Linked DNA regions of Homo sapiens: region 2 is linked to region 1. The links are chromatin loops, found by intact Hi-C in ENCODE. Cell type or tissue: A673. All regions are shown on one strand. Links, peaks and the distances in the headings refer to the core of each region. The heading gives the core; the rest is flanking DNA.

Region 1 (16,111 bases), core at 8,738-11,237:
TCATTCAGGAGCAGGTTGTTCAGTTTCCATGTAGTTGAGCAGCTTTGAGTGAGATTCTTAATCCTGAGTTCTAGTTTGATTGCACTGTGGTCTGAGAGATAGTTTGTTATAATTTCTGTTCTTTTACATTTGCTGAGGAGAGCTTTACTTCCAACTATGTGGTCAATTTTGGAATAGGTGTGGTGTGGTGCTGAAAAAAACGTATATTCTGTTGATTTGGGGTGGAGAGTTCTGTAGATGTCTATTAGGTCTGCTTGGTGCAGAGATGAGTTCAATTCCTGGGTATCCTTGTTGACTTTCTGTCTCGTTGATCTGTCTAATGTTGACAGTGGGGTGTTACAGTCTCCCATTATTAATGTGTGGGAGTCTAAGTCTCTTTGTAGGTCACTCAGGACTTGCTTTATGAATCTGGATGCTCCTGTATTGGGTGCATATATATTTAGGATAGTTAGCTCCTCTTGTTGAATTGATCCCTTTACCATTATGTAATGGCTTTCTTTGTCTCTTTTGATCTTTGTTGGTTTAAAGTCTGTTTTATCAGAGACTAGGATTGTAACCCCTGCCTTTTTTTGTTTTCCATTTGCTTGGTAGATCTTCCTCCATCCTTTTATTTTGAGCCTATGTGTGTCTCTGCACGTGAGATGGGTTTCCTGAATACAGCACACTGATGGGTCTTGACTCTTTATCCAACTTGCCAGTCTGTGTCTTTTAATTGGAGAATTTAGTCCATTTACATTGAAAGTTAATATTGTTATGTGTGAATTTGATCCTGTCATTATGATGTTAGCTGGTTATTTTGCTCGTTAGTTGATGCAGTTTCTTCCTAGTCTGGATGGTCTTTACATTTTGGCATGATTTTGCAGCGGCTGGTACCGGTTGTTCCTTTCCATGTTTAGCGCTTCCTTCAGGAGCTCTTTTAGGGCAGGTCTGGTGGTGACAAAATCTCTCAGCATTTGCTTATCTGTAAAGTATTTTATTTCTCCTTCACTTATGAAGCTTAGTTTGGCTGGATATGAAATTCTGGGTTGAAAATTCTTTTCTTTAAGAATGTTGAATATTGGCCCCCACTCTCTTCTGGCTTGTAGGGTTTCTGCCGAGAGATCCGCTGTTAGTCTGATGGGCTTCCCTTTGAGGGTAACCCGACCTTTCTCTCTGGCTGCCCTTAACATTTTTTCCTTCATTTCAACTTTGGTGAATCTGACAATTATGTGTCTTGGAGTTGCTCTTCTTGAGGAGTATCTTTGTGGCGTTCTCTGTATTTCCTGAATCTGAACGTTGGCCTGCCTTGCTAGATTGGGGAAGTTCTCCTGGATAATATCCTGCAGAGTGTTTTCCAACTTGGTTTCATTCTCCGCATCACTTTCAGGTACACCAATCAGACGTAGATTTGGTCTTTTCACATAGTCCCATATTTCTTGGAGGCTTTGCTCATTTCTTTTTATTCTTTTTTCTCTAAACTTCCCTTCTCACTTCATTTCATTCATTTCATCTTCCATTGCTGATACCCTTTCTTCCAGTTGATCGCATCGGCTCCTGAGGCTTCTGCATTCTTCACGTAGTTCTCGAGCCTTGGTTTTCAGCTCCATCAGCTCCTTTAAGCACTTCTCTGTATTGGTTATTCTAGTTATACATTCTTCTAAATTTTTTTCAAAGTTTTCAACTTCTTTGCCTTTGGTTTCAATGTCCTCCCGTAGCTCAGAGTAATTTGATCGTCTGAAACCTTCTTCTCTCAGCTCGTCAAAGTCATTCTCCATCCAGCTTTGTTCCGTTGCTGGTGAGGAACTGCGTTCCTTTGGAGGAGGAGAGGCGCTCTGCGTTTTAGAGTTTCCAGTTTTTCTGTTCTGTTTTTTCCCCATCTTTGTGGTTTTATCTACTTTTGGTCTTTGATGATGGTGATGTACAGATGGGTTTTCAGTGTGGATGTCCTTTCTGTTTGTTAGTTTTCCTTCTAACAGACAGGACCCTCAGCTGCAGGTCTGTTGGAATACCCTGCCGTGTGAGGTGTCAGTGTGCCCCTGCTGGGGGGTGCCTCCCAGTTAGGCTGCTCGGGGGTCAGGGGTCAGGGACCCACTTGAGGAGGTAGTCTGCCCGTTCTCAGATCTCCAGCTGCGTGCTGGGAGAACCACTGCTCTCTTCAAAGCTGTCAGACAGGGACATTTAAGTCTGCAGAGGTTACTGCTGTCTTTTTGTTTGTCTGTGCCCTGCCCCCAGAGGTGGAGCCTACAGAGGCAGGCAGGCCTCCTTGAGCTGTGGTGGGCTCCACCCAGTTCGAGCTTCCCGGCTGCTTTGTTTACCTAAGCAAGCCTGGGCAATGGCGGGCTCCCCTCCCCCAGCCTCGCTGCCGCCTTGCAGTTTGATCTCAGACTGCTGTGCTAGCAATCAGCGAGATTCCGTGGGCGTAGGACCCTCCGAGCCAGGTGTGGGATATAGTCTCGTGGTGCGCCGTTTTTTAAGCCGGTCTGAAAAGCGCAGTATTCGGGTGGGAGTGACCCGATTTTCCAGGTGCGTCCGTCACCCCTTTCTTTGACTCGGAAAGGGAACTCCCTGACCCCTTGCGCTTCCCAGGTGAGGCAATGCCTCGCCCTGCTTCGGCTCACGCACGGTGCGCACACCCACTGGCCTGCGCCCACTGTCTGGCACTCCCTAGTGAGATGAACCGGGTACCTCAGATGGAAATGCAGAAATCACCCGTCTTCTGCGTCGCTCACGCTGGGAGCTGTAGACCGGAGCTGTTCCTATTCGGCCATCTTGGCTCCTCCCCCCATCTGCTTGTATTTCTAAAGGCTCCTTCTGGCTATTGTGTTGCGGATAGACTGAGGAGGGGGTAGGAGTGAGAGCAGAGAAAGGCAGGAACAGGGATACCAGCTACTGGACATCTATTTTTAATGCCCCATGGGCACCTGAGACTCAAAACTCCAACACTGAGCTCATTATCCTTCTTCTAAACTTGCTCTTCTTCTTGTGCTCAGGACACCCAAATCCACCAAGGACTGAAGCCAGAACCTGGAATTTCTGCCCCTGCAGCCCCTTCCCCTCACATCAAAGCAGTCACAAGTCCTATCCACTCTAGCTTCTCAATATCCCATTCATTCATTCATTCATTCATTCATTCACTATTTCACTAGTTTGTCAAACATTTACTGGATACTGACCATGTTTCAGGCCAGTACTAGAAAGGTAGATAATGGTGTCTGCCCTCTGGGAGCTTACAGTTTAGCGTGTGAAACAGATAACAAAACTAAAAATGAAACTATACCTGTATGACTTCCACTCATGCTAAGGGCTATAAAGAAAATAAACTAGTTTTAACAAAGGAGAAAAATAGCAATACTCTTAGGTAAGCGGGCCAGGGAAGGACCTCCTTAGGAAGAGATGCCTGAGAAGGGATGAGTCATGGGTGAAGAATGATGTATTAATTTCCTAGGGCTGCAGTAACAAATTCCCTCCAACTGTTACAGTCTCACCAATGTGCCACAATGTAGCAGTTTCTCATTATAAGGTATCATCCAGAGTTCTTTGTCTCAGGACGGTGGACACAATGGGTGAGGTTGGAGCAAAAGTTTAATAAGGGAAAGAAGCTCTCTGCTGCAGAGAGGGTACCCAGAAGAGGGCTGCCATTTTCACAATTGCGTACAAAGGCTTTTATAGGAAATCAATGAGGGCCGGGTGTCTCATCTGCCTAAGGCACAAATTTCTGGTAGCTCCACCCCATCTTCCTAATGCGCGTGTGGGCCCTTAGCTTGAGTTATTCCATATTGCTTTGTTCCCCTTACTGCACATGTGTCAGGGAATGGAATTTTCCATTGCGGGCATGTCTGGGCAAGTCACCTGTGCAGGCTTTCTTATCTATATGGCTGTGGCATGTCTCAGGTAAGCCCTCCTGTGCAAATTCCCTTATCTGTCCCTGCCGGCTGTTCTTTTGTTTGAAAGGATTCAACCGAAGAGCCACCCTGTCTGCCTAACCATTTTTTTTTTCCTTTCTCCTCAATCAAAACTGACTCTTCTTGTCATTCCTTGGCCTATGGACACATCACTCCAGTTTCCACCTCCACATGGTCACATTCCCTCCATGTCTCTATCTCTGTGTGTCCTCTCCTCTTACAAGGATACTAGTCATTGGATTTAGGGTTCACCCTAATCCAGTGTGATTTCACCTTAACAAATTGACATCTATAGATGTCAATCTGTATTTTCAAATCACTATTTTAAATAGTGATCTGTCACTGTATCACTGTCACTATATCACTGTCAATCACTATTTTCAAATAAGGCCAGAATTTTGGGGAGATACTACTCAACCTAGTACAAAGGAACACTCTTTTACAGGCATACAGGGCAGTTTTTACACAGGCCCTCAGGTGAAAAGGCTTGGAGTGTTTGGAGCCAGTGTGGCTGAAGTGTAGGCGCAAGGAGTAGAATGAACCCAGGTGAGCTGGGAAAGAGGCAGCCCCAGGGTATGAAGGCTTAATAGGGTATAATAGGAAACGGCTGAAGTGTAAGGAAAAGCGTCTCTCCAGATGGAGAACACCAGGGTGTGTGATATGGAGAAAGAGAGAGAGAGGGAGAGCGACGAAAGGATACAGAAGAGGAGAGAACTGAAGGAACAGAGAGAGTCCTTGAGAAGGCGGTGGTTCAGGAGCGGAAGAGGGGAAGATAGACACAGAAGCAGACAGGTATGATATAAGGGAAAAGGGAAATCCTCTCTAAAGGCTTCTATTTTCTCAACTACATTAGATAGCTAAGAGGTGGAGGAGTGGGAGCTGAAGTGTGGAGAGAAGAAAGCTTGGGATGTTTGTCTTGGAGAGTGAGAAGTCATGCTTGCCAGGATGGCCGGGCAGTGTTAAGAGTCTGTTCAGGGTTTGGTTTCTAGAATATGTTCATTTTTCTTTCTCCCCACTGTTATCGACCTAGTTCAGGCCACATCATCACCCGGTGTAAGTGCAACCACCTCTGACTGGGTTCTTTTCTTCCCATCGTGCCCCACCCCAACCCGGTCTATTCTCCACATTGCTGTCACCACGGTCATTCAAAGTTTACGTGGTATCACTCTCCAGCTTAAAGTCCTTCCCCTAGTTTCCCACTGTCCTCCAGATAAAACCCAACTCTGTACTGTGGCTCTCAAGATCGTTATCAGCTGGTTTATGCTTCACTAGCCTCATTTCTTGCCACTTCCACTCAAATCCTGCACTTTTTTTTTTTTTTTTGAGACAGGTTTTGCTCCGTCACCCAGGCTGGAGTGCAGTAGTGCGATCATAGCTCACTGTGCCCTCAAACTCCCGGGCTTAAGCAATCTTCCCACTTCAGCCTCTGGAGTAGCTGGGACTACAGGCTTGCACCACCACACCCAGCTAGTTTTTTTCTTTTTCTTTTTTCAGAGACAGGGAGTGGGGGCTGGGGTGGGGTAGTGGTGGGGGTCCCACCGTGTTGCTCAGGCTGGTCTCAAACTCCTGTCCTCAAGCGATCCTCCCACCTCATCTTTCCCAAGAGCTGGGATTGCAGGTGTGAGCCACCACACCTGTCCTAAATTCTGCATTTCAACCACTCAGAATTACTTTATAAATTCCTTGAACGTGCTGTCCTCTCTCCCCTTCAAGGCTTTGCACTTGCTCATCCCTGTTCCCGAATCCTCTTTCCCCTCCTACTCTAGCACTCCCCAGTCATCTGCCCTCTCCTGCTAACTCTCCTCCTCCCTGCAGCTCAGTTAGTCCGCTCTGCCAGCCAGCTTTCTTTGACATCCTCCACTCTGAGTCTAGATAGGTTTCCCGTACAACCCTCTATGTTTCCCTTATAAGAGCAAGTACACCTTATAATGCAATTGCTCCTTTACCTATCTTAGGTCCTCATAAAAGTATAAACCCCTTAAAGTTTCCTGTTTTTCATATTACTTGACACATGCCAGATACTTTTTAAAAATGTGAAATACGTAAATAAATGAAAATATTAAAACAGTTCATGTCTATGCTGAAAGTCATAAGTAACTCAAAGCTTTCAAACAATTGGTTCTGCTTCCCCTCGAGGCACAACGGGATTGACCTTGATGCGGGGGGACATCAGGGAACTGCACTCTGCACCGCCACCAGGACCCAGACCCCTGTTTCATGCTCTGCTTCTCAGTTGGACTTCTGACTTCCATCACGAACTACATGAGGCTTTGGGAGGGTTCCCCGCAGGATAATTTCTGCCGTGTCTTTCTGCTCCTTTGCACCCCCTGTCTCTGTTGTAATCAGTGATCTCTGTGTTTTGGTCATAGGGAATGCTTTTCTTTATAAGTGCTCATCCAGCTTCTGAGAGCCTTGGAAGAGTGTGTCTTGGAGTCTCCCCGGTCATTTGATTTTGAATTCCCAGAAATTGTTATTGTAAGCTGCTCTTTTCTTGTAGCACAAATAACTGTCCCAGTTCTCATACTTCCTACTCTGCCTTTGGGCAGTGTCCCAAGGATGTGCTTCCACTCACACCCAAGTAGTCCTAGAATGGCTTCTCAAATGACGAAAAAGAACAGAAGATGTTGTGGTTTCTGTTTTGCATTACTTTTCTACACGAAGGCCTTCTGATCTTTTTGGAAGTATGCTGATTCCAACTGCTCATGCATGCAGATCCAATTCCTGCAGACTGGCAAGATCACGCTGCATCTTTAACCCATTCTATTGATGAAATAATAGTTTCCCTTCTCAGTTCTAGTCTTCAGAGAAGTCTTCACCTAGCTTTCATGTCATTATTGGGTAAAACTGGCTATCTTTTGCTCTTCCTCATGTTCTAATCAATGTACTGATTAGTGTGCTTTGGATGTCACATAAATAGATACATGTTGGCCAGGCTGGTCTCAAACTCCTGATCTCAGATGATCTTCCTGCTGCCTCAGCCTCCCAAAGTGCTGAGATTACAGGCTTGAGCCACCATGCCCGGCCAGAAATATATAATTCTTAACCCTCATTATTTTGGGTTGATCTCAGTACCCATAAACCCTTGTTGAAAATTCCTGCATTACTAATTTACCCACTTCTGAATGTGCATTTGTTTTTGGTTAAAAAAAATTTACTCTTGTGTACAGTTTGTAAATATGCTTTTTCAAAATAAAACCCATGTTTTCATTTCTGTAATTGTTAAAGAGTGACAAATACAGTGTATCGATGCTCAACATTTAATGCAACTGCTTTTTTTTTGAGACAGAGTTTTGCTCTTGTTGCTCAGACTGGTGGGCAACAGCGCGATCTTGGCTCACCCCAACCTCCGCCTCCTGGGTTCAAGCGATTCTCCTGCCTCAGTCTTCCTGAGTAGCTGGGATTACAGGCATGTGCCACCACGCCTGGCTAATTTTGTATTTTTAGTAGAGACGGGGGTTTCTCCATCTTGGTCAGGCTGGTCTCGAACTCCCAACCTCAGCTGATCCGCCCGCGTTGGCCTCCCAAAGTGCTGGGATTACAGGCGTAGCCAGGGTGCCCGGCCAATGCAACTGCCTTCTAGAATGTTTTGTGTACTGCAGAGGCTGGACAATTAAAACTGTGCTTCCCAAATGCCCTTGCACTGAGGGTTCTGGATGTGAGCGTAGTTCGGCCATTCAGATACACTCATGTGGGATTCAGAAGGTGGCAGTGAGACACAGCCTACATTTTCTATTGTTTTTGCGGGCAAGCCTAGTCGGAGATAGTTTCCCTGTGTCTAATCAGTAGCTTTGTGTGTGTGTTGAAAGGCAGTGTTGGGGAAGCCATTTAATTTGTGTGGATTCTAGTGGGCACAGGGGTGGTTCTGGTTGTAGCAGTTGCAGTAACTTCCTGACCACGGTGGCTTCTGAGATATAGCAGGGGTGTCATGGTTCTGGAGTTTGGGACAAAAGCAGTAGCTTCCCATCTTGTTAGGGAGCTTCCTGGTTGCGAAAGGCCGCAGTTCTGTTGGTGGCCGGGCTCTGCAGAGAAGTTTTGAGAGTCATCTTTGGGAAGGTTAAACCTAGAGCCTGTCTCTTCACCCTCCTCATAATTCTGTCAGCCATTTAATGCTTAAACTAGGTGGAATGGATCCTGTTCTTGGCAATAAATCCATGACCTATATACCACGGGAGTAGTTGTTTGCAATATTAAATATAGCTTCTGGCGGAAAGATGTTTAGACAAGAAAAGTAGCTATCTGAGAAGACAGACAAGATTTAGACTTTCTCTTGATAGCTGCAGCTATGTAGAAGCCAAATCATGGCTCTTGCCACTTGGGATGCATGTACAACTTTCTGTGGCAGTAACAGCAATCAGATTTTGAGGAGTGAATGAAAGGCAGACCTCTGGGGGCCCTAACTTTCACACTAAACTTGAACTCACCCTGAGACCTAAACTTATAATCCCGAAGGTCTAATTCTTCTGTCACAACCTTTCTAATGATGAATAGCCTCTCTCCATTCTCTGCCTCTTTCTCCCCCTTCTCACAGGAGTAAGGACTCCCACTCCACCCCCACATACACATGTGTGGACGGGAGAAGGCCATTTGTAAAGTAACAGTGTCATATAAACAACAAACTCAAGTTTCAAAGGAGAAAAGATAACAAAATCTGCAATAGAACATATGCCTGTGAGAAAGGACAATTATTCCTCTATGACAAGAGGGGAAACTCACTCACATGGCAGGGAGAGGCTGACCATGAGAACAAGTCTAGGAATTGGCTAGTCATTCCTTTAGGCCAGGTCCTGTTTCACTACAATTTTCCCTTTTTTAATTCCTTCCTTCCCTCCCTTCCTCCCTTCCCTCTTTCCCTCCCTCCCTCCCTCCCTCCCTCCTTTCCTCCTTCCCTCCCTTCCTTCCTTCTTTCTTGCTTTTTCTTTCTTTCACCAACTACCTGTCTGTCTATCCATTTTAAGATTGGGTAACACTTGCTCATGGTACAAAATTCAGAGCTAACAAGGGCACAGAGTGAAAAGCAAGTCTCCTGCTCCACCACCGAGGGCATTCCTGGTTCCCTACCCAGAAGCAGGCTTTGTGGTTTCTCCCCTTTTTCATTTTCCCACGCCTCTCACCTCAGATCCTATGGAAGCATCCACAATTGTGGGGAAGAATTCCAGAGGAGAGGCAGAGTCTAGGAGGAGGAGGGGTGGCGACCACCAGGATTCCAGACCCACTAGGCTGGTACCTGGCCCAGGGTTGGATCCTCCAGCGTGGACAGGACAGTCTGTGGTTGCCTCCTGCAGCCACCTGACACCTGGGCAGTAGTGGGAGGGAGGCTGGTGCCTTTTTCTTTAGCATGGTTGTCTGTTTGGTTTTATTATGTTGTGTCCCCACTCCCGCCTCCAGCTTTTCCTTCAGCTGCAAACCAGAGTGCCTATGGATGAATGTTTGTTTACATATGTCATGTTGCTGTCCCTTCAGAACAAATGTGTGTATTTGAGGCAGGAGACTGTGTTTGGTTTTTAAACTAAGTGGAACTGCCAAACACCCTTCACCCAGCTTGTGGACAGGTGCACTATTAAGAGTTTACATAAGAAAAATCTGTGCCAATTGTAACAGGTAGAGAAGAGAGAGCGAGACAGAGACAGAACCTGAATAATCCTTTGGCAATTCTTAGTGTGACACAAGATTCACTTCCTTCTTAGCAATTCTGTGCCTCATGCCTCATTCCTGATAATTTTAGGATCTGCTATGTCTTTTGCTATGAGAATTAGCATCAGCAGCTTTCAAAATGACTTACCAGTTAGCCCCTCCAGAAATCTTAGGACATTATTCTTTTCTTCTCCAAATTCCCCATCTCTAAGCCTTCTAATTCTCCTTCAAATTTCCATCTGTAAAGTTAATACAATCCAATAAGAAAATAATGTGCTCTTGAGACGTTGACATGCTCAGAGCCATTTTATCCTGCCCTTAAGCCTGGAAAGTTTGAATTTTCCTTGGGATAAAAAAGTAAGAAATAATAGAATAATTCACTGTACTGTAACAATTAAATCCAGCAATTTAACATTGCGCATTGGTAAATATAATGCTTGCAACAACCAAAAGTCTCCCACGTATTGACAGACAAAACCAAAGTTATAAATCTACACCTCCTATTCCGAACCACATTCCTAAATGTAAATAAGCATCCAAGCATGCTGCTACATATCTTTACAGAAGCAATTACAAACAAGCCTTATCAGTTGCTAAGTCACCAACACACACAATGCTTATCTGCTATGCCCTCTACTGGATAGAGTACACAAGGCAAGTCGCATTATTTCCAATTAATTTTTGGCATCATCACTCTGCATCTGCTTTAGGAATGCAAGGCGTGAAATTTATAGTAGCAGGTTTAATATTCCATCCAGCCAAATCATTTCGCTACAAGGACTTACCTTTGGTAAAATATTTTGGGTTTTTTTTTTAAGTACATAGATTGCTTCTCCCCTTCTTGCAACCCACTGTCCAAACTCTCAAGCTGTCACAAAACTCAGTACGTGGCAGGAATAATTTCATGCTGAGTAAAATGTGTTTAATTTCACATCTTCTAAGAATAATTACTTAGCATAATGCCACTTAAAATGTATTTTTATCTGCAAATGCTAATGAAGCTACAAAAACCTGACTCATCTTTTGAAAGAATGAGGGTATTAAGGGTGCTTCGCCTCCACTCCCTCTTCTCCGTAGTGGCTGCCTGAAGAGAGAAACCCGGACTGGAAGAATAATCCCCGACTAGATCCTGCTGTCTTCAAGCTGGGTGTGAGCCCAGTGGCTTTGAGGGGAATTTAATCCCATCGGCCTCTCCGGAGCCTCCCAAGGTGCTGAAAACAGAGCTTCAGGCTCCCTGGGGCTGCCCAGTTCTCACCCAGGTCCACCTAGACAGCTACTAGGAAGAGGCTCAGGCCCAGGGTCGAGAGCTACCTACCCTAACGACTAGGCTGGTGGCAGGCCTGTGGCCTTTGGCCTTAGGGATTGTGTCTCTTTGATCATTGGTGCACCCAAGTCATAAAGACCACTGTCCTATCTATTGTTTGTCTTGAGGCCTAAAGCAGTAGTTAACAAAGAATGACAAGGAGTAAAGGGGGAAAAGGAGTGCCTTGCTTTTAAAACTAAAAAAAAAAAAAAACAAAAACCAAAAAACAAAAACCCTCTTTTATTCCTAAATAGTTTTAGAATTACAGAAAAGTTGCAACAATAGTTCAGAAAGTTCCTGTCTACCCTTCATCCAACTTCACTCACCTTAATATCTTACATAATGATCAAAACCAAGAAGCTGGGACATTAGTGCAATACTTACTATTAACCACACTATAGATTTAAATTCAGATTTCACCACTATTTCTAATAATAGTATTTTTTGTTGGGCGTGATGGCTCATGCCTGTAATCCCAGCACTTTGGGAGGCTGAGGTGGGCGGATCAACTGAGGTCGGGAGTTCAAGACCAGCCTGGCCAACATGGAGAAACCCTGTCTCTACTAAAAATACAAAATTAGCTGGGCATGGTGGCACATGCCTGTAATTCCAGCTACTTGGGAGGCTGAGGCAGGAGAATCGCTTGAACCTGGGAGGCGGAGGTTGCGGTGAGCTGAGATCATACCATTGCACTCCAGCCTGGGTGGCAGAGTGAGACTTTGTCTAATAATAGTAATAGTATTTTTCTGTCCTAGGATTGAATCCAGGATCCCACACTGCACATAGCTGTCATGTCTCTTTAGTTTCCTTAAATTCAGGACACTCTCTTGTCTTTCCTTGTCTTTCATAACCTTAACATGTTTGAAGAGTCCTGGTCAGGTATTTTGTAGACAGTCTCTCAATTTGGATTTGTGAAATGTTTTCTCATGATTAAATTAAGGCCGGGTGCGGTGGCTCAGACCTGTAATCCCAGCACTTTGGGAGGCTGAGGCGAGTGGTCAGGAGTTTGAGACCAGCCTGGCTAACATGGTGAAACCCCGTCTCTACAAAAAATACAAAATTAGCCGGGCATGGTGGCGGGCACCTGTATTCCCAGCTACTCAGGAGGCTGAGGCACAAGAATCACTTGAACCTGGGAGGTGGAGTATGCAGTCAGCTGAGATTGCCCCATTGCACTCCAGCCTGGGCAACAGAGTAAGACTCCATCTCAAAAACAAACAAACAAAAAAATTAAATTGAGATTATATATTTTTGGCAAGAATGCTACAGAAGCAATGATTCCCTTCATTGCTTTGTGGAAGCAGGGCCTGCTTTTGTAGCAATGAAGCTAAGCAAGGGTGTGGGATAAGAGCCTGAATGAGATCAACATCCCTCTAGAAATTTGCGTGGTGGCTTTAAGGAGAGTTAGGCACCAAGCTTAAGAGCAGGTGACACACTTTTATTACCTCTCGCCTCCTTTCTCTGTTACTATGGGTGGCAGTGGGAGAGGTGGGAATATTTCTTTGCCACAGATAGACAGCATGAATGTTTTTTTAATCCAATGTTGCTGAGACCAGCAGAAGGATAAAGGGTAGCCAAAGAAAGCAGAGAATTACTCATGTTGGTGTGGGAAAGAAGGTGGGGAGAGATGTGCCAAAATAAAAGTGTGGTCTAATGACCGTTTGTGGGTCCAGTGAAGCCCTTTGTGGATTCAGCAAAGCTCCAGATAGCCCAAGAATGAAATGCAGACATCTCAACAGGTGGGAAACTTGTTAACTTGGGTTGAGAGGGTGGTGGTAAACATTTCGTAAGCAACACTTTTAACAATGAGAAAGCAAGTTTCATTCCTTGTTTGGGTAGAATGTAGTAGTGGTGAACAAAGATCCTTGGGCAGATTTTTAGTTTGGCATTTTGGCTTTCTCCCCTTCTGGAATGGAAGCTCTGTCGGGGACAGGGCCCTTGTCTGGTTCCCCTCTGAAAACGTCGTATTCAGACCTGGCACATTATAGAAGCTCAAAAAATGTTTATTAAATGTAGTAAACGTAAGTGAATGGGATGGGCATGGTGGCTCATGCCTGTAATCCCAACACTTTTAGGAGGCTGAGGTGACAGGATTGCTTGAGCCCAGGAGTTCATGACCAGCCGGGGCAACATAGAAGACCTCACCTCTATTTTTAAAAAAGTAAAAAAAAAAGTGAATAAATGGGGTGCTCATTTACAAAACATACTCTTGGCCACTCCACTCATCCCAGCTCAGCAATCTATGACCCTATCCCCCAGGATGGTTTTGAAGGTCCAGCAGGGCCCCTGTGCTCTGGACTGCAAGCTTTCTGACCTACGCCAGTCCTCCAAGCGCCTGCAGAAGCTGTCCTGGTAGGAGACTGTTCTCTGAGAAGTCCCTGGGGGGTAGAATGCAGGGGACAATAGACTAAGATCAAATATATAGATGGTAAAATCTAAGTTTGGGAAGAAGAGGAGATAATGTAGATGCCTGCTTCCAGGTGGGCCATGGTTTGGGGAAACCAGTAGAAAGAGGGAAGGACGGTCATGGTAATGGGGTCTCGTGAAAATGAATTGTGCACACGATTTTTACTTGTGTGTGTGCATGCGTGTGCACAGATTGAGATGTGTTTTTCTTATTAATGGGACTGATTTCATTTCTTCAACTGCTTAGTGCTTTTTGGTTACTCTCTTCTAATTCCCAGATATTCACATAATTTAAATAACGTTTTTATATTTATAATTATCATTGTAATTTATTTGAATTATTTAAATTTTCCAGATGCATATTTAGTAAAGACGTTTTTAAACATACTAGAGAGACAAGCAAAGTACCAGGAGGCTTTGAACATTTATTTTACTGAGTAGGAAGTAGAGAAGAACTGTTTTTACTGACATATTAATGAAAACAGCCAACATGACTTGCAGTTGGTCTATATAGGCACTGTTCAATACACTTTATAAATATTAACCTTTTTCATTTTTATAGCTGCACCATGAGGTAGTCTATTATATTTCCATTCTACAGAAAAGGAAATTAAGCCACACAGAGCTTTATTTATTTATTTATTTATTTGAGATAAGGTCTCACTATATTGCCCCAGGCTGGAGTGCAGTGGCACAAACACAGCTCACTGCAGCCTCAACCTCCCGGGTTCAAGCGATCCTCTCGCCTCAGCCTTCTGAGTAGCTGGGACCACAGGCACACGACACCATGCTTGGCAATTTTTAAAAATTTTTTGTAGAGATGAGGTCTCAACTGTGTTGCCCAGGCTGGTCTCAAACTCCTGGCCTCAAGCGATCCTTCCATCTCAGCCTCCCAAAGTGGTGAGATTACAGGTGTGAATCACTGTGCTTGGCCCACACAGAACTTTAAAAACTTACTCCAAGTCACACAGTGAGGAAGTGGCAGAGCTGGGAGTCTAATCACTATACTATACAGTGCTTCTGGTGCAATCCAGAAAAATCCTATCTTCTGGAAAGAACTCTGTTTCTGCTCTTTGCTCTTTTAGGGGCAAAATGAACCCTCCAGACCCACATCCTTCCAAGTGCTTCTTTGTGCAAGCAATATGAACTAGAGTTGTCCCCTCTTCCTGGGAGGGAAGTCACAGTGACTTCCCACAGGAGATAGCACATGGCTATGGGAGCTTTAAGAGATGAGATGAAGGTGTTAAGGTGTTGGCTTCATCCAGGTGCATGATAATAAAATAGGAAAATAGAATCTCTATTGTATCCAAATTATAAGCAGGTCACGTTTCACATGACAATATAAGCACAATTATTAAGGGATTTCATGGGATCCCATAAAATAAAGTTCTAGTCTTGTTCACACATTTTCTTGGTACAAATGAGCTCACATATTTACCAGGTTTAGGCTCTTTAAATCAACTATTTATTTGTTCAGCAAGGGACAAGTGAAAGAGAAAAGTTTTGTCCTAGTAAAAGCGAACCCTGTGAAATAGGTAATCTATATATCTTTATCAAACGCGCAAAGTGCATGCAGCATGGCTTATGTGGTCACATCAGAAGGGGATTTTCGTTTCTTGAGGGGTGCCAAACTTATTTGCCTCCGAAGATGAAGGGCCAAATTACTTTTTTTTTTTTTTTTTGAGATGGAGTCTTGCTCGGTTGCCCAGGCTAGAGTGCAGTGGCGTGATAGCTCACTGCAGCCTCCGCCTCCCGGGTTTAAGCAATTCTTCTGCCTCAGCCTTCGGAGTAGCTGGGATTACAGGCATCTGCCACCTTGCCTGGCTAATTTTTGTATTTTTAGTAGAGACGGGGTTTCACCACCTTGGCCAGGCTGGTCTCGAACTCCTGATCTCATGATCCACCCGCCTCAGCCTCCCAAAGTGCTGGGATTACAGGAGTGAGCCACCACGCCCGGCAGGGCCAAATTACTTCTAATTCTGAGAGTAAATGAAGGAAATTTAGGTGAAGCAATTAAGTGGCTAACAAATGTCACCAAGATTGTTATAATAACAGCTATTATTACTATTTTTACTACAGTCTATATTTTCACAAATCATACATATAAACCAAGAGTCAAATTTGGGAGAAATCATTGTCACCTACACACTGAATACATAAGGTTCATATTTAGGATATCAGACACTTAGGTCTTCAAAGAGGTTTCTGCCTTGTGGACATTTAACATTTTTTTTTTTTTTTTTTTTTTTTTTTTGAGATGGAGTTTCGCTCTTGTTGCCCAGGTTGGAGTGCAATGGCGCGATCTTGGCTCACTGCAACCTCTGCCTCCCGGGTTCAAGCGATTCTCCTGCCTCAGCCTCCCAAGTAGCTGAGATTACAGATTTGTGCCACAACACCTGGCTAACTTTGTATTTTTAGTAGAGATGGGGTTTCACCACCTCAGGCTGGTCTCGAACTCCTGACCTCAGGTGATCCGCCTGCCTCGGCCTACCAAAGTGCTGGGATTACAGGTGTGAGCCACTGCACCCGCCTGACATTCAATATTTTTTAAAAAGTGGCTGAACCAAATAGAAGAATCATGAATACCAGTGGTAGGTGGGGTCCGTTTCTGGGAGGTAAAGTCTAATTCCAGTGGAGCTGGGACATATTTCTTTCTCTAAAATACAGAAATATGATTGTGTTTTGATGTCTACTTAAGAGGGGTAAGAAATATATAAACTAGTGCAACATTTTTCAAATTGAGCTTCTAGCAGCTGATTCAGCTGGAATGTAATTTATGCTAATAAGTTCCTGGATTTCAAAGTGACTTTTTTCTTGTCACACTAAAACCTTTTAATTTGGGTATATATTCCGAAGTCCAGAAAGGGCAAGAAAATTTTCAGTCAAAAGC
Region 2 (16,111 bases), core at 7,947-10,446, 520 kb before region 1:
GGAGGCTGAGGTGGGTGGATCACCTGAGGTCAGGAGTTTGAAACCAGCCTGGCCAACATGGTGAAACCCTGTCTCTACTAAAAATTCAAAAATTAGCCAGGCACAGTAGCGCACGCACCTGTAGTCCCAGCTGCTCAGGAGGCTGAGGCAGGAGAATGGCTTGAACTCAGGAGGTGGAGGTTGCAGTGAGTGGAGATTACACTGCTGCACTCCAGCCTGGGTGACAGAGCAAGCAAGACTCTGTCTCAAAATAATAATAATAATAATAAATTAAATTGATAAACAAAAAATTCCATTTGGGTTTATTCTTAGGACTTTGGGAAACAGTTGTTTCAATGCAAGCCCCATCTTTTTCATATTAAAAACAGGCATTTTTTCCTTTGACATATAATCATAGGGGGAGAAAGAAAGTTTTGGAGAAATATACAATGAGAAAAAAAGTAGTCTATTGTTTCCTGGCATGTTGTCTTTCTAATTGACCTTTGCTTGCAAGTTTATTTTTTTCACTGAAAACCTTTCAGAGGAAAGGGGATCAGAGAGTTTCATAGAGTAGCAATGGATAAGACAAGGCCAGTACTGGCCGTGAGAACAGACTGCCCTGTGTGGTTACTTCTTCTTATAGCCATGGTTGTCAGCAAGACCAAAGAGAAGTAACCAGAGAGGTCACTGACCATGTGGCCTCTTGGGTGGGGTCTACATATGTACTTCTGACACTGATGGCCAGTGAGGAGGGAATGCTAAAAGCAGCACAAGCAGGGGCCACAAAGGCTGATGTGATGTGTGGTCCAGACCTGATTTGTGCAAACCAGAGGAAATGGAGCTCATGCCAGATCAAGGCTGTAAACCTTATTGTAACCCACAACAGACACATTTACTTGGCAGAAATATTTTGCATCGGCAGTGTAGAATGTGTCAAGGCACAGAGATGGGAAAGCTAGATGAAAAATAAGAGCAACAGCATCATGGCAGAAAGACATGGACATTCTAGACTAAAATGAAGTGGATACAGAAATGCTTAGTATGCTGCTACAGCCCTCCAGCATAGTAATTCACGAAAGCAATCAGCCAGGGTAGGACAAGCAGGGATACGAGAGGAGGAGAGGCACAGAGAGGAAGCCCAAGACTAGGTCTGAGACTGACTCTATCCACTCTGGGCTAGGAGAAAATACCTAGCATTAGAGAAAATGTATGGAATACAGTGTTTTAGTGGTGCCTAAACCAATCACTTTAGTGAATCCACCTGTCATTTACTCATACAGATATTATTCTTACCAATTTATTCCTTTGTTTATGGTGGCCAAAATCTTCATTCGGATGTTAGAATAGAAACAAAGAAATGTTCCATACCCAACTAACTTTCAAGCCATAATATTGATTCCAACCAGGACATTTAATTATCAGGTCCCAGTTTTGCAGAGCCCTGCAGATCTGAGGGTATGGAAAGGTAGAACGGGAGGGTGTTGTTCAGATCCAGGAATTGCAACACTACTCTTAAGTATTTATTGTTTATCTGAGCATTGAGTGAGCCACAGGCAGGGAAAGAATTAAGTGTGTCAAACTGCATATGTGAAATAACAAAGAGAGAGAAAGAAATGTTACCAGTATATTTTTAAACAAAAGGCATGAAAATGGCGGCTCTTCTGGGTATGGAAAAAATTTTCCTTTTCCTACATATTGACAGCCAGAGGGGGTTATTATTGAGAATATGGGTAAAGTTACCGCCAGTTTCTGCTGGTACTCATGTTTAAAAAGAAACTATGGAAACCAGGAGAAGGAATATTAATTAAGTTCAAATTTGGAATGTCTTTGCCAGGAGCAGATGAATGAATTCAATGAAGCAACCTGTTGGGTTGTAATTCAGTGTTTTGTTAGTACTTTAATAGAATGCTGAACTTTTCAGAAATTAATACTTTGTTTTAATAATCTTATTAAAAAGTTATTTCTTGATAAGATTAGTCCTGGAATGTGATTTTTTTAAATTTAAAGAACCAGTATATATTTTCTTTCTTTTTCACAATTTTAAATATTCTTATTGGTTATAACTAAAAAATGTTTAATACATTTAAAAATATTAATACATTTACATGTCAATAAAAAGCACAAGAAAATAAGAGGCAAGTAAAATGTCTTTCCCCCTCCAAACTTTCTGTCTCCTCCTACCTCTAGATGAAGAAACCTGTTATCAGTTTGTTGTGGATACTTTAGAGATATTATTTGCACTTAACTACTGGCCTACAAGGGCACCAACTGTTCCAAGGCCCTTTGATGATTACATCTTTTGAGTCTTATTTCCTAAGAACACATGCTTTTTAAAATAATATTTTCTAATAGTGAAAGTAATATGGATGCCTGGAGAGGGTAATGCTAATGAGAAAATACAAAATGGGGAAATTATTCACCTGAATAAACCTGGAGAGTTTACAAATAAAGCTTCACTGGTCACTGAAGGGTTTAAAGGAAGTTTCCACTTTACAATGTAAATATGTTGTGGTCGTCTTAGTTCTTAGACTAATTTGCTTCTTTCTGGTGGGGAGGATAGCAATTTGAGAAAACACTGACTAAATCGAAAATCGGCTCCATTTAAATGTGAAGCTGCGTTCTAAACACAAGCATAGTCTGCTGAAGGGCTCTGAACATTAAGCTGCATGCCTTGCTGAGTTTTATTCCAAATAGACAACAGCAGATGGTAACAATGCACTTCTCATAGATGGTAGGAGGGAGGCAGTCTTGTTTCAAGTAATACTATTTCTGGGCGATAATCCAAAATGCGCAGTAGGCAGAAGTTAAAAGGAGGCGCTTGCTTTTAGGTTTTAAAAATATATCCCTTAATCCTGGGTGATGATTGACAATCATGATTTAGAGTATGAGGGGCCTCTCTTTAATCCTGCAAGTTTGATGTTATTTGCGTATCTAGTAGGGCTTTTATTCAACTAAAACTAAGTGGAAGCCTGTGCAATTGATGCCGCATTTCAGAATTGATTCTTGGCCTGGTACTCTATTTACAGATTAGTAAGTACACAGGATCTGTCCTCCTCCTCATCTTTTTGAAATTTAAAGGTTCTAAAAGGCACATTTACAATTAAAATATTTATTGCTGTGTAAGAGTATGACCAGGAGATGACTTTTTTCTGTATAATTTAATTTCTTAAGAAGCAGTCTGTAAGATTATATTAATCCTGATTTGATTATCAAATTATGATATTAGCTATTGGTATTTATAAATGATTAAAATGTTGTCATTATTGACTTCATGTGCTTCGGTATAAGTTCTTTGGAGAAATTTTAATGAATTACCTCCAAGTCTCTTGCTCCTATTAGGTTTCTTGCAAAGCTTTTCTAAGGAATAGATCAATGTTAAGCCATTATATTACAATTGTTTTATCAGCTGTGACAATAATTTGATTTAAAATCACACATTAAAATAAAATTAGTTAAATCATAAACTCCAAAACAAGATGTCATTAAGAAAGGAAAATATACAGGAGTGAAAGTTAACAAATTTTACAGCAGAAACAGGAGTAATTTTTTTTGAGGCACTTAAGCACTGCGGTCAATGTCTTTGTCACAGTTCCATTCGACAAAGCGAAATAGACTACATGTGAAGCCCAAGTGTCTTTCCTGTATTCTCATGATGTTTTAAATTATGTAGTTTTTGGAGAATGTTTAAGAAGTTAAATACATTCATTACAGAAAATTTGGAAAGTACAGAAAAGTATGAAAAGAAAATAAACATGACCTTCATTCCCAACAGTCACTATTGGGCATCGTCTTCTATTTTTTTTTCTTATATTTTGTTGCAAGGATTTAGATATAAGGGCTAAAATGTACTTCCCAGGAGACATTCTGGCTGCTAGGAGTGTGTAGAAGCATTCAAAGTGGGTTCCTCTGGAGTCGGGTGAGTGACACAACCTGCTACAGGTTTGGTCTGTATTTTGTAAGCTGCGTCAGCAGAGCTTTCTATGAAAACCCCAGTGATGGGATCCTTTGTGTTTAGAATATATTCTAACCTAATAAGTGCATGTTGATAATACCTCTTTCTGTTAACATTTCAAAAGCCCGTTTTGCTGTAGAATCATGCATTTGATATTTAAAAGCTAATGAATCCAACTGATAGATAGTAGGAAAATTTTATTGATATATTCATTGCAAAATAGTTCTTCAAACCAAATTTTGTTTTTGCCTTTGTACTCATAGTTTCTTGCCAGTAAATGACTGAGTGATTGCTACAGTGAAAACACTACTTGCCTACAGCTTTGCTCAATTAATTCATAAGGACTACATAGGTAATTCATTAAATCTTAATGAAGATTGGATATAGAGGAGTATAGTAGTTGGATCTAAATCTGCAGCTCAAAAATCAAATCCTAACCCCTTAGACTGCCAAATCCAGAGAAAAGTCAAGGCCCTTTCTCTCCAGCCAGCGATGGCTATCATCCTAGAAACCTACACTGTTGCATGGTTTTTCCTCTGCTTGGAATGCTCTTCTCCTACCTACTTCCCACCCTCAGGTCTCGCACTGCAGCAATTCCTTCCAGAAACTGCTCAAGTGTCTCCATGAAGCTTTTGGCTACTGCCTCCTCCCCAAGGTCCTGGCCCCTTCCTCTCCACTGCCAGGGCACTACACACACACAGACACACACACACACACACACACACACACACACACCCGTCCACGCAGCTCTCATCACCTCTAGTTTCCATGATTTGTTTACTGTCTGTCTGCTCCTTACCTGTAGTCTAGTGAGCTCTCACAGTCTAGCACAGCATTAAAAAATGGTTTGTTGACTGAATGACTTACTAAAATAGATGAATAAACAAACGGATGGTTGAATTTGCTCATGAGATAAGGGTACCCACCACCCAGCATGTGTCTAGCACATAGTACACATAGGAGCAATGACCATCTCTGATGTTATTACTTTTACTGAATAGTTATCAGACATTGCATTCAGTGCTTTAATGAGTCACTCATTTATGGTAATCTTACTGCTATCCATATTTTACAGAAGAGGTAACAACCAATAGCTCACAGCGCAGGCATCAAACCCATGCTGTCTCATTCCAAAGCCTATGTACTTGGCAATATTAAATAATCTACTGCCTTTTTCTATAGGAGGCAGTCAATACTTGAATGAATGAGTGGATGAATGCTTCCCCTCTATGAAAGAAGCTATGGTAAGTAAGAAGTTACAGTAAGCACCTACCACCAGGTGCACAGCAAGTGCTCAATAAATGGCAATGCTATTGGCTTTGTTATTTTATCATACGGTCTCCCTCAGAATGACCAATCCAAATACCATCATTGAAAATAAGACATGGTATTAGGGCTGGATTGAGATATGCAAGCACCAAGTGTGTTGAAAATCATGGTTCAACATTTGTTTAGTGAGGAGTGATCAATACTGGCAAGGATGTTTTGTCTTGCTTTGTTTTGTTTTGTTTTTATTTATTTATTTTTATTTTTTGAGACGCAGTCTTGCTCTGTCGCCCAGGCTAGAGCGCAGTGGTGCGATCTCGTCTCACTGCAAGCTCCGCCTCCCGGGTTCACACCATTCTCCTGCCTCAGCCTCCCGAGTAGCTGGGACTACAGGCGCCCGCCACCACGCCCGGCTAATTTTTTGATATTTTTAGTAGAGACGGGGTTTCACCGTGTTAGCCAGGATGGTCTCAGTCTCCTGACCTCGTGATCCACCCGCCTCGGCCTCCCAAAGTGCTGGGATTACAGGCGTGAGCCACCGCGCCCGGCCTGTTTTCTTTTCTTTTCCCTTCTCCATTTTAATCTCTTCTGAAAGGTGATCTACTTTAGTAGAAATGGAACCATGTTATATTTTGTCCTTTGTGTTAGGATGCATAGACAAAGAACTGAGTTCACTGACAATATATTTCCATGGTTTTTGTTTTTGTTTTGTTTTGGTTTGTTTGTTTGTTTGAGCATTTCTAATATATAAGTGCCACAGGTATTTGTCTGATTGAACCACCCTATAATCTGGCCTTGAATAAAGAATGATATTATGACAAGTGCCACAAAATGTCTCAAATGCCAGTGATCTACTTGGCTCAGAGATTCTTAGCCCTAGTTTTGAATCAGCTCATTTGGGGAATTTAAAAAATCTTCAGATACCCAGCATCCAATCTCAGAGTTTCTGATTAAGGAGAACTGGAGGGTTGTGGTTGACACATGTACTTTAAAGTAGCTCAGTCCTATGAATCGGGATGAGAAGACTGTGTCCAGAACTAAGGAGACAAAGTACATACAGGCCTCTTCTGTGTCTGGCATATAAATATAAATACAAACCTTCCTTACCTTGAAACCCCCTAATTAGGATGGCAGATAGAAAAAGACAGTAAAGATTTATTTCCAGCCTTGTCTGGGGGAGAATGGAATCTGACTGTGACTATGCAAATCATTTGCACAGACCTATTCAGTGGTTTCACAAATTTGGCTTTTTATTGGAATCACCTGTGGTAGTTTAAAAACGAATCCGCAAAAACCATAATCTGAGTTCATGGGCAACACATTTCTGTGGTATTTTTAGCATCCCTAAGATATTGATGCCACGGGCTCCCATCCCTGGTGATTCTGATCCAATTGATTTGGGGTGTGGCCCAGGTATCAGGACTCTTGAAAGCTCCCAGGTGATTCTAATGTGCAGAAGAGTTTAAGAACCACTGGTCTGTTTGAAGAGACTGCATCAGACATGGAATAACTGACTCTGTTTGGCAATTTCCTTTCAACGAAGGTATCCTCTTGGATTGCTCTTTCTGCCACTCTCGAAGCCTAACTCTCAGTAAGCAGACCTCTGTTTCAAAGGCAAGAAGAAGGGAGTGCAGTGAGTACAGCTAAAATGTAGGATTCTCTGGTTTCCTAGAAGTTCTAGATGGGACCTCTGGAAGATTTTGTGGAGGCACTTTTTTGATATGTACCTTTGCTCCATCCTTATTCTCACAAAGAGAGCTCCTGACTTTGTAAGCTAAGGTGTTAGGCTGGCCAAGAGAAGTAGTCCATTTGACAGTCAAAGATCTCAGTAAAACTGAGTACGGCAGGGTTATGATTTATGTGGTAGATTAGTATGCGCCAGCTCACGAGGGCCTGATCACCCTCTGGTGCAGTAATAAAACTCTGATTCAGAGCCTGCAAAACTGAGAACCAGACCTTGCTTTCTCAGTGATCCTAACAAATTGCCATCCTATGAGGCTTGTCAAGAAAAGGACAGCCATCCCAGGTCATCTTTTGTAAAGAATGACCTGGGAAGCATCTCCAAAGCATTTACTCTGCTAAATAAATCAGGGCACTTTGCTCCCTTAGCTGAATGCTGAAAGTTATAGACAGGGATTTGGTCAGACCTAAGAAGGAAAAAAACCTGTCATCATGGAGAGAAAAAAGAAATAACTGAAGGATCTGTTTGCCACCAACATGAACACCAGTCAAAGGATGGTGTGTCTGAAAGGGAAACCATGAGACAGAGTGATTCTAAACCAAATGCAGGTGTCTGAATGACCTTCTCATTGCTGAACCCATGAAGCTCACTAATTAAGATGACATCCACCTCTGCAGGGAGTAATTTCAACAAAGGAGTCTTCTCTTCTCTCTCTAACTCTTCCTCTTTTCTTCGTCGATCATGTAGCCTGCCTAAATGTCCCACTACTAAGGCTTGTTATGATATAAAATACAAATATTTTGGGAAAGAGTAATATAATAAGCCTTCTCATGAATGTATGTATAGTGATTTCCAACCCTGGCTACATGTTAGAATCACTTGGAGGAGAGGAGTTGTTTTTGTTTGTTTGTTTTTAAATACTGATGCTAGAGCTTCACTGTCAGAGATTCTGATTTAACTAGTTTAGGGTGGAGCCTGGACATTGTTTTGTTGTTGTTGTTTTAAGGTGATTTTTAATATGCAGCCAAAGTTAGGATCCATTGGTCTAGAGTGTGGAAAACATCGTATTCTTCCTGGAGGGCAGATTTTTATTGGGAAGGAAAGAAAACTGAGTCTTTAGCCAAAAGGAGGTAGGAAGAAGTACCTGGGATTTTTATAGGAGATGGGGAAAGTGGAGGTTAGGAAGAGAGGTAGTGCTGAAAATAAACTTTTATTTGTCAGTTTTGCCTAGGGCTGGCTCTGACTCAGGACATAATAGCGATAAGAAGCAAGGAGGAGAATCAGCTTATGAGAAAAGTGCATCTTCATAAATACATTTTTTTTTCTTTTTTGAGAGGGAGTCTCATTCTGTCGCCCAGGCTGGAGTGCAATGGTGCAATCTCGGCTCACTGCAACATCTGCCTCCTGGGTTCAAGTGATTCTCCTGCCTCAGCCTCCTGAATAGCTGGGATTACAGGCACCCACCACCATGCTCAGCTAATCTTTGTATTTTTGGTAGAGATGGGGTTTCACCAGGTTGGCCAGGCTGGTCTCAAACTCCTGACCTCAGGTGGTCCACCTGCCTCAGCCTCCCAAAGTGCTGGGATTACAGGACTGACCCCCTGCTCCAAGCCATGAATACATGTTTAAATCTGTCTCAATAAGAATTCTTTTAATTATTCTTTGAGTTTCCAACACTGGAAGCTGACCACCTTCAACTAAAGCAGTTTTAGTTCCTATAGCACTTGTTCTTCCTGGATAACTCTAAAATAAAAAAATTAGCAAGATGGAGAATTAAAATATGCCTCTGGGAGAGTGGTGAGTGTTCTGCTTAAGGATCTCTCAGGATAGTTTATGTAAGAACCTTTAAGTGTGCTCTCAGAGAAATAAGTCTCAATCTGTTATTGTGAAATGACTATGTAAACATCTGTCTGTTTTTTTTTTTTTAAAAAAAAAACATTCCAGTTATATCTTGTTTTTGTTTGCTTCTCTATCGTTTGCTGGCCAAACAGCTTGCCCCTTGCCCTGTTGTCTTGTTACTTTGCTTGGCATGAAGAATTTTAATGAGTTTTATTGGTTGCCCTCCTGACTTTTGTTCAGAACCATTTCTCAGGGCTGCTGTTGTACATCTGTTCCTCGGCCTCTGAGAGGCAGTGTGGCATCATTCATCGAGCTTGTGCGGCCTGGGTTTGAATCTCGGTTCTTTGACCTTGGGCAAACTTTATTGGATTTCCATTTCCTCATCTGTAAAATGGGAATGATACTAATACTACCACTCACAGAGTTGTAAGAATTGAATGAGAACACATATGAAAATTACTCTGTCAACCACAGCATGCTGTGCAAGGGATTTTTCTCCCCCTTCATTGGCCCATCCCATGGGGAAGAACTGTTAAAGTTCTTCAGAAGCACATGAAAAAGGCTAGACTATTTGGGGATATTTTTATGGCATCAGCTCCTGGTCTATGCAGCATTTCAGAACAGAATTACTGAGATCATCCTCTAGCCTGCCTGAGGTCACAGCTCATGGGTCATTGGCACCAGCCTCTGGGAACATCATCCACTGGATGCTCTGCCCCAGAATCTGGCATCAGATTTGTATGGGCTACTGGGTTTTGTTGATCTCACTTTAGGTAGGGTTCTAGATTAAGTCACTCTAGCTTGTGATAATCAGACAGTGAGCTGTGTAGATTTTGAGGATGTCGGACCAGAGTTTCCTCTTAGAATCAACATCTTAGCTGTAGTCTACTCATCTCTCAGCCCTTAAAGGACCCCATTCTTGATATATAACTCCCTGGGGATATGAGAGTCTACAAGGCATCAATCAAAAGCAAACTTCAAGCAAGAGCTTTATTGTTAGGATTTGCGGTTGTTCATCAATATTACGTGATGGAATCTGACATGTAAATACAATTCAGGAGGAAACAGGAGTTTATATTTTCCCATTCCAAGGCTTTCCTAGTGTTGATCTGAAACAGCAGTGATTCTCAAAGTATGATGCCCAGGCCAAGCAGTATCAGCATCAACATCAGCACCAACATCAAGAGAATGTGTTAGAAATGCAAATAAATCACTGGCCCCACCCCAGATCTCTTGAATTACAAACAATGAGGGTAAGGCTCAGCTATCTGTGTTCAGCAAACCGTCCAGGTGATGCTGATGCTTATTAAAGTTTGAGAAGCACTGATCTAGAAACTGTGGCCACCTGTGTTTTCTTTTGGTTCTTTAGAAGTAGGGATGATGACCTTCAGGGGGTTCTCTCAGGTACCTTCATTATAGTCACCCCCTTGGGGAATTAAGCTTTATTTGAAATATATTGGTTGCTGTCTACTATACTGATAAAAAGTTGTAAACTACTTGAATTTGCAAACTATGTCTTTTCTTAGAGTCTACCTCGATTCTTTTAATCCAGTGAATCCCGGGGCAAAACTTTCAGCCTGGTTGGTATTAGAGGGAGAGGAAGACAGTATTAGGAGGGTAAAATGAGGCATTGTCTGGAATTCTGTAGTTCACGAATGAATCCATTGAGGAGTGGGAAGATGATTGGGATGCCAGAGAAGAAGTAAGAAGCTGTGGGTCCTGTTTACCTAGATAGTTGGCTGTGACAAAGGACTGGTTTGATTAGAGTCATAAATTGTTTTTTAGGCCAGGCATGGTGGCTCAGGCCTGTAATCCCAGCACTTTGAGAGACTGAGGCAGGCGGATCACATGAGGTCAGGAGTTTGAGACCAGTCTGGCCAACATGGTGAAACTCTGTCTCTACCAAAAATACAAAAATTAGCTGGGAGTGGTGGCACACACCTGTAATCCCATCTACTTGGGAAGCTGAGGCAGGAGAATAACTTGAACTGGGAGGGACAGAGCGAGACTGTATTTCAAAAAAAATGTTTTTTTAAGTTAGTTAATTTATTTTTATTATAAATGGATCTAATTTATAGTTGTATATATTTATGCAGTACAAAGTGATGTTGTGATTTATGAATACAATGTGGAATCATTAAGTGAAACTAAGTAACATATCCAGCACTTCAAATACTTATTACTTTTGTGATGAGAACATTTGAAATTTACTCAGCAATTTTGAAGTTCACCACACTATGCAATAGATCTCAAAAGAACTTATTCATCATATCTAACTGAGGCTTTGTACCCTTTGACCATCAGCTCCCCATTTCCCCCATCCCCTCACCCCTGGTAACCACCATTCTACTCTCTGCTTCTATGAGTTTGATTGTTTTAGACTCCACGTGTAAGTGAGAACATGTGGCATTTAGCTTTCTGTGCCTGGCTCTTTTCATTTAGCATAATGTTCTCCGATTTCATCTATTTTGTTGCAAATGATAACATTTCTCTTTTTTAAGGCTGAATAGCATTGCATTGTCTATATCTGCCACATTTTCTTTAACCATTCATCTGTTGATGGACACTTAGGTTGATTCCATAACTTGGCTGTTGTGAGTAGTGCTACACTGAACATGGGATGCAGGCATCTCTTCCACATACTGATTTAAAATCTTTCGGGTAAATGTCCATTGGGATTGCTGGATCACATGATAATTCTATTTTTAATTTTTTGAGGAATATCTATACAGTTTTCCACGATGGCTTTAGCAGTTTATATTCCTGTTGTGGGAAGTCAGGGACCCCGAACAGAGGGACCTGCTGAAGCTGTGACAGAAGAACGTAAGTTGTGAAGATTTCATGGACATTTATCACTTCCCCAATCGATACTCTTATAATTTCCTACGCCTGTCTTTACTTTAATCTCTTAATCCCATCATCTTCGTAAGCTGAGGATGTATGTCATCTCAGGACCCTGTGATGATTGCGTTAACTGCACAAATTGTTCGTAAAGCATGTGTGTTTGAACAATACGAAATCTGGGCACCTTAAGAACAGGATAACAGCGATTTTCAGGGAACAAGGGAGATACAGTCTGGCTGCCTGTGGGCCCGGCAGAACAGAGCCACATTTCTCTTATTACCAAAAACGGGTAAGAGAAATATCGCTGAATTCTTCCCCCAGTAAGGAATATTAATAATTAACAGCCCTGGGCATTCCCACCAATAGAGTCATAATTTTGATTCAGTTCCAAGGTTTAGACATGTAAAGAACAGAGACCAGGACAGCCTGCCTAGTTGAGTTTAATTTCTGATCAGAATGTTATACACGTGGAAAGCATTTCCTTTATTTTTAAAGCCACTTTAACCTCCCTGAACTAGAGACAATGTAACTTAGGAGAAAGAGGACTGACTTGTGTGCAGAGCCATGTGTTCTAGTCCTGCCTTCCTACCAGCTTGCTGTCTATCGTGGGCAAGGCAGCTCTCTGGACCTTTGTTCTCACAATTGCAAAAAGGGGTTTGACTCCATGATCCCTCAGGTCTCTCTTCCAGCTCTGAAGTTCATGGATTAATTCCTCCATATCCCAAAAGCACTTGGTACTCATCTCAGTTGTCTGCTTTCCTCTTAATGGCACAAACCATTTGATCCCACCTTTTCACCACATCCTTTTTCTTACAATGAATCATGTTTAAATGTGGCGAGAGGTGCACAAAGACCCTCAGTCCTGTGTGGTGGCTCCAAGGGTTGGCTTGTCACAGCAGCCTTCAGAGGCCCAGCAGTGGACATCCAGCACAGAGCCACACGCAGCTTGCCTGCCAGAGCCCTAATGGCCAATGAAGGAGCTGTGATCAATGCCCTGTGCTCTGGAAGCAGCCTGACTGGCTGCCATAGGATTCTCCATCTGAGGAGCGGTTCTCTCAGAGTGTCGTTTCATCAACTTCCTGGGTTCAGCTGCTTTTACTTTCAGGACTCACAATTTTGGGAAGAAAAGCCTATGATTTCTCTTCCTGGGTAAATGTGCATTTTGTTATCTGACCTCAAGAAATAGCATGAAATTAACTTATTTCCCCTACCCTTGGTTAAAAGAAATGTAATTTTGTTCTGTGGCTCTTCACACGTTTGGTAATATCTGACCATAAATAGTTTTAGGAGTAGAGAGGGTCAAGCAAATAAAACAGCCTTGCCCATAGGCTGGGAAAAAATATTCTGCCCAACAAATTTAAATTGCCTTTCCTTTGATCATAACGCATATTGGTGGCCTGAAGGAGGATAGTACCAGTGTGCTGAAGGCTAAAATTTCCATTTCTATCACTTTTTCTTTACCCACTGGAGTGGCTATCTGAAGGACTGCTGGTCATATTCTCTCTCTAAGTAGGGCTCTGTGTCAGTTTCTGCTTTCAGAATGCGCTAGAGATCTGAGTAAAATGGCACTTTTTAGCAATAGCTAGTAATGTATGTTTTCTTGTTTTGCATATGATCACCCCTCTGATATTAATATCTGACTGGTCACATTAGGGAGCATAGGAAAAACACTTTTCTTACTTTATTATCGTTCTTGAGCCCTAAAAGATTGTTTCTCAGGTTCTAATTGATAAGACAAAGAGATATTCAGGACCCACAAATTCAAAGGCAGTTTCTGAATGTTATTCAACTCTAAGATTCTATGAGATAAGTCCAAGACTAAGTAAGATTTCCCTCTTCATTTAATAATGAACTCAAGACTCTGCTCTGTGGTAACAAGCCCTGTATCAAAGTTTTAATGGTAAAGTGAAAATGCTAGATTCTTTCATTTCCTCGCCAACAAATATTTAAGGGAGAGAGACAGTGATCTCTGGCTTTTACCCCATTTTAAGCCTTTCTTTTGTCATCATTACCCATTATAATGTGACAAGTGGGGGCTGAAAAAAATAAATTGGCTAAAATACGGGTCACAGGGTTGCAAGAAAAGGGCCAGAGCAAGCTTGTTCGACTAGCTGCTGAGTACCAAAAATGAACCATCTAAATCCATCCCTTTGCCAGCTTTGGTTGGCACCACCTGTGGTGATTTTTTCACTCTGGCTTATGTTATCAATAGGAATAATTCTAGGTCTGGTGACTGTCTAGGACTGACAGGACAATGACAGCAATTCCAAAATTCTCCCAGATAATTGCCTCTCCTTTCTTTGGCCAGTACTGAGATTGGCCTGGGAGGCTCCTGGAAGGTGGGGTCCCACTCTCTATGTCCCTGCTTCCCAGAGTTTTTCCCTGAGGCCTCACCCTCATCCTAGGGAACATAAGAACTTTGCCCGGGCCCATCTGAGCATGAGAGCTGGGGGAAGACAGGACCCAATTGCCAATCCTGGTATATTCGAACTAATGAGGGCTTTCTCTATTTAGACTGCTAGCACAACTAGAAGTAAGAAAATGCTTAAGTTATTTTTAAATTGAGTTGCAAATACAAGTAACATACTTCTGAAAGAAAAGTTCTAATTTTCATTAAACCTTTAATTTATTCTCTACCTCATTTTCTTGTTGCAGCTTTACATGATGGTGGGTTGGGGAGGTTTTCATGATCTCCTTTTTTTCAGATGAGGAACCTGAGGCACAGAATAGGCAAATGGCTTGTCCAAGATCACACAGCAAGACAGCAGTGGAGATAAGAGTCACTGCTTTTGATTAGCCCAAATCCTTTTCCACCTGTACCTTGAAGCAATGAATGTCAGGCAGCATGTCAGTTATATAGGTGAGATGCTGACCATTTTTTTCTCTTCCCCCACACAAAGAAGTAATCCAAACAATGGTCTAGCATTAATAAAAACAGAAATACCTTGTTAAAATAACAAACATAAATTGGACTCAAAAGATGACAGATTTTGTATGTGCCCAAAGTTTCAGAGATGGTTTTATTCATGGCCATGAGCCCAGCACATGCTTTTGTAACTTCCCAAGCTTTGCTTCTTCAACCCCAGTATGCTTCAACCTCAGGAAGTCCTCCTTGTTACCCTCTTTAAGTTCATAGGTAAAGATGTGTTTCATTTTGTTTATTGAGAATGTTTTGAAATTATTTTGTGTCCAGGAGAGATTGGAATGGATTGGAAACCATTAAACTGTCTCATTATTACATAGCCAAATGCTATTTAAATGAGCAATTATTTAAAGTAGTCGAAAGCAGTATTTTTTTTTCCTCTAAGGAAGAATCAATTTTATCACTATTTATTTCCCCAATTATTTTATCTTCACCTTCAAAGAAATGGAGTTTTTTTGTTTTTTGTTTTTTTTAAGTTGAAGTCTCACTCTGTCACCCAGGCTGGAATGCAGTGGCACGGCCAGGGCTCATTACAGCCTTGACTTCCCAGGCTCAAGCAATCTTCCCACCTCAGCCTCCTGAGTAGCTGGGACTACGGGTGTGTACCACCATGCCTGGCTAATTTTTTAATTTTTCATAGAGACTGGGCCTCACCATGTTGACTAGGCTGATCTTGAACTCCTGGGCTCAAATGATCCTCCCACCTCACCCTCCCAAAGTACTTGGATTACAGGCTACTGCGCCTAGCCAAGGTTTATATTAACCTGTTAATTGCTTTTCTTCATTTATTTTTTATTATTTAAATCAACCAGGAAAATATTAATCTTTCTAGTCTGAGACTGTGGGAATAAAGAATGAATGATTTGATCTTATGACTTGAGTACACTCTGGAGAAAGTAAACTGGTAAAAATATCTTAGTATCTAAGTTCAAGTTTGAGTTTTCAATGATTTGACTTTAAAGTACAGGAATAAAAAATCAACTGTTTAGAACAGTGTGTCCTGAGTTCCGTACATCAAGTGTAGTGTTTTCGTTAGGCTTAGAGTAGACCTACTAAGAAGCTTCTTTTTGATAATAAAAATCCATGTTGCAAGCTGTGTCCCATATTTTTCATCTAGGACAGGGATAAGCAAACTTTTTCTATAAAAGGCCAGATAGTAAATATATTAGGTTTTGCGGGCCATAAGGTCTCTGTCACAACTGCTCAACTCAGTCACTGTAGTGCAAAAGTAGCTGTAGACAATATATAAATAAAGGAGAATGGCTGTGTCCCAGTAAAACATTATTTATAAAGAAAAGCAGTGGGCTAGATTTTGGCCCAAGGGCCATGGTTTGCTGACTTCTAATCTAAGAATTTCTTCGGGTAAATTTGTTATATTATTCTGCACTGGAGGAAAAATATGAAGGTCAGTCAGCTGTAGACAAGAAGCTATCACTTCACAACTCTGACTCCTGTGATTCAGTCTCCAGAACTATACTTTAAAAAGAGAGACTTCCTGCTCTTGAATTAGGAATTAGAATGAGTGATTAAGAGAATTTTAAGTGATTCGTTTAAAAATACAACTTTTAAATGGGGTTTGTTTCTCATAAAAAATGTATTACATATGTGCATGTTTATGTATATATCT

Evidence for each region. A loop is a pair of places that touch in the nucleus more often than their neighbours do. Peaks named below come from ENCODE experiments on the same cell type or tissue, not always from the same donor. Only the 100,000 strongest peaks of a DNase experiment are listed, where the experiment ranks them.
Region 2: a loop joins it to region 1, with 2.5 times the contacts of the local background. A loop is called at or near these places in 13 of 110 quality-filtered maps.

What each region holds. Positions count from the first base shown.
Region 1 is chr14:56,654,179-56,670,289 of GRCh38, reverse strand. It overlaps a transcript of TMEM260 not described here. Among named protein-coding and RNA genes, the nearest start is that of TMEM260, 82 kb to the right of the region's middle. RefSeq lists an enhancer at 3,177-4,376. In A673, for the core only: a CTCF peak has its summit at 10,155 (motif pointing left); DNase peaks (open chromatin) are centred at 10,149 and 10,609; H3K4me3 peaks cover 1,036 bases; H3K27ac peaks cover 2,222 bases.
Region 2 is chr14:57,175,887-57,191,997 of GRCh38, reverse strand. No RefSeq gene overlaps it. Among named protein-coding and RNA genes, the nearest start is that of EXOC5, 85 kb to the left of the region's middle. In A673, for the core only: a CTCF peak has its summit at 8,998; a DNase peak (open chromatin) is centred at 9,007.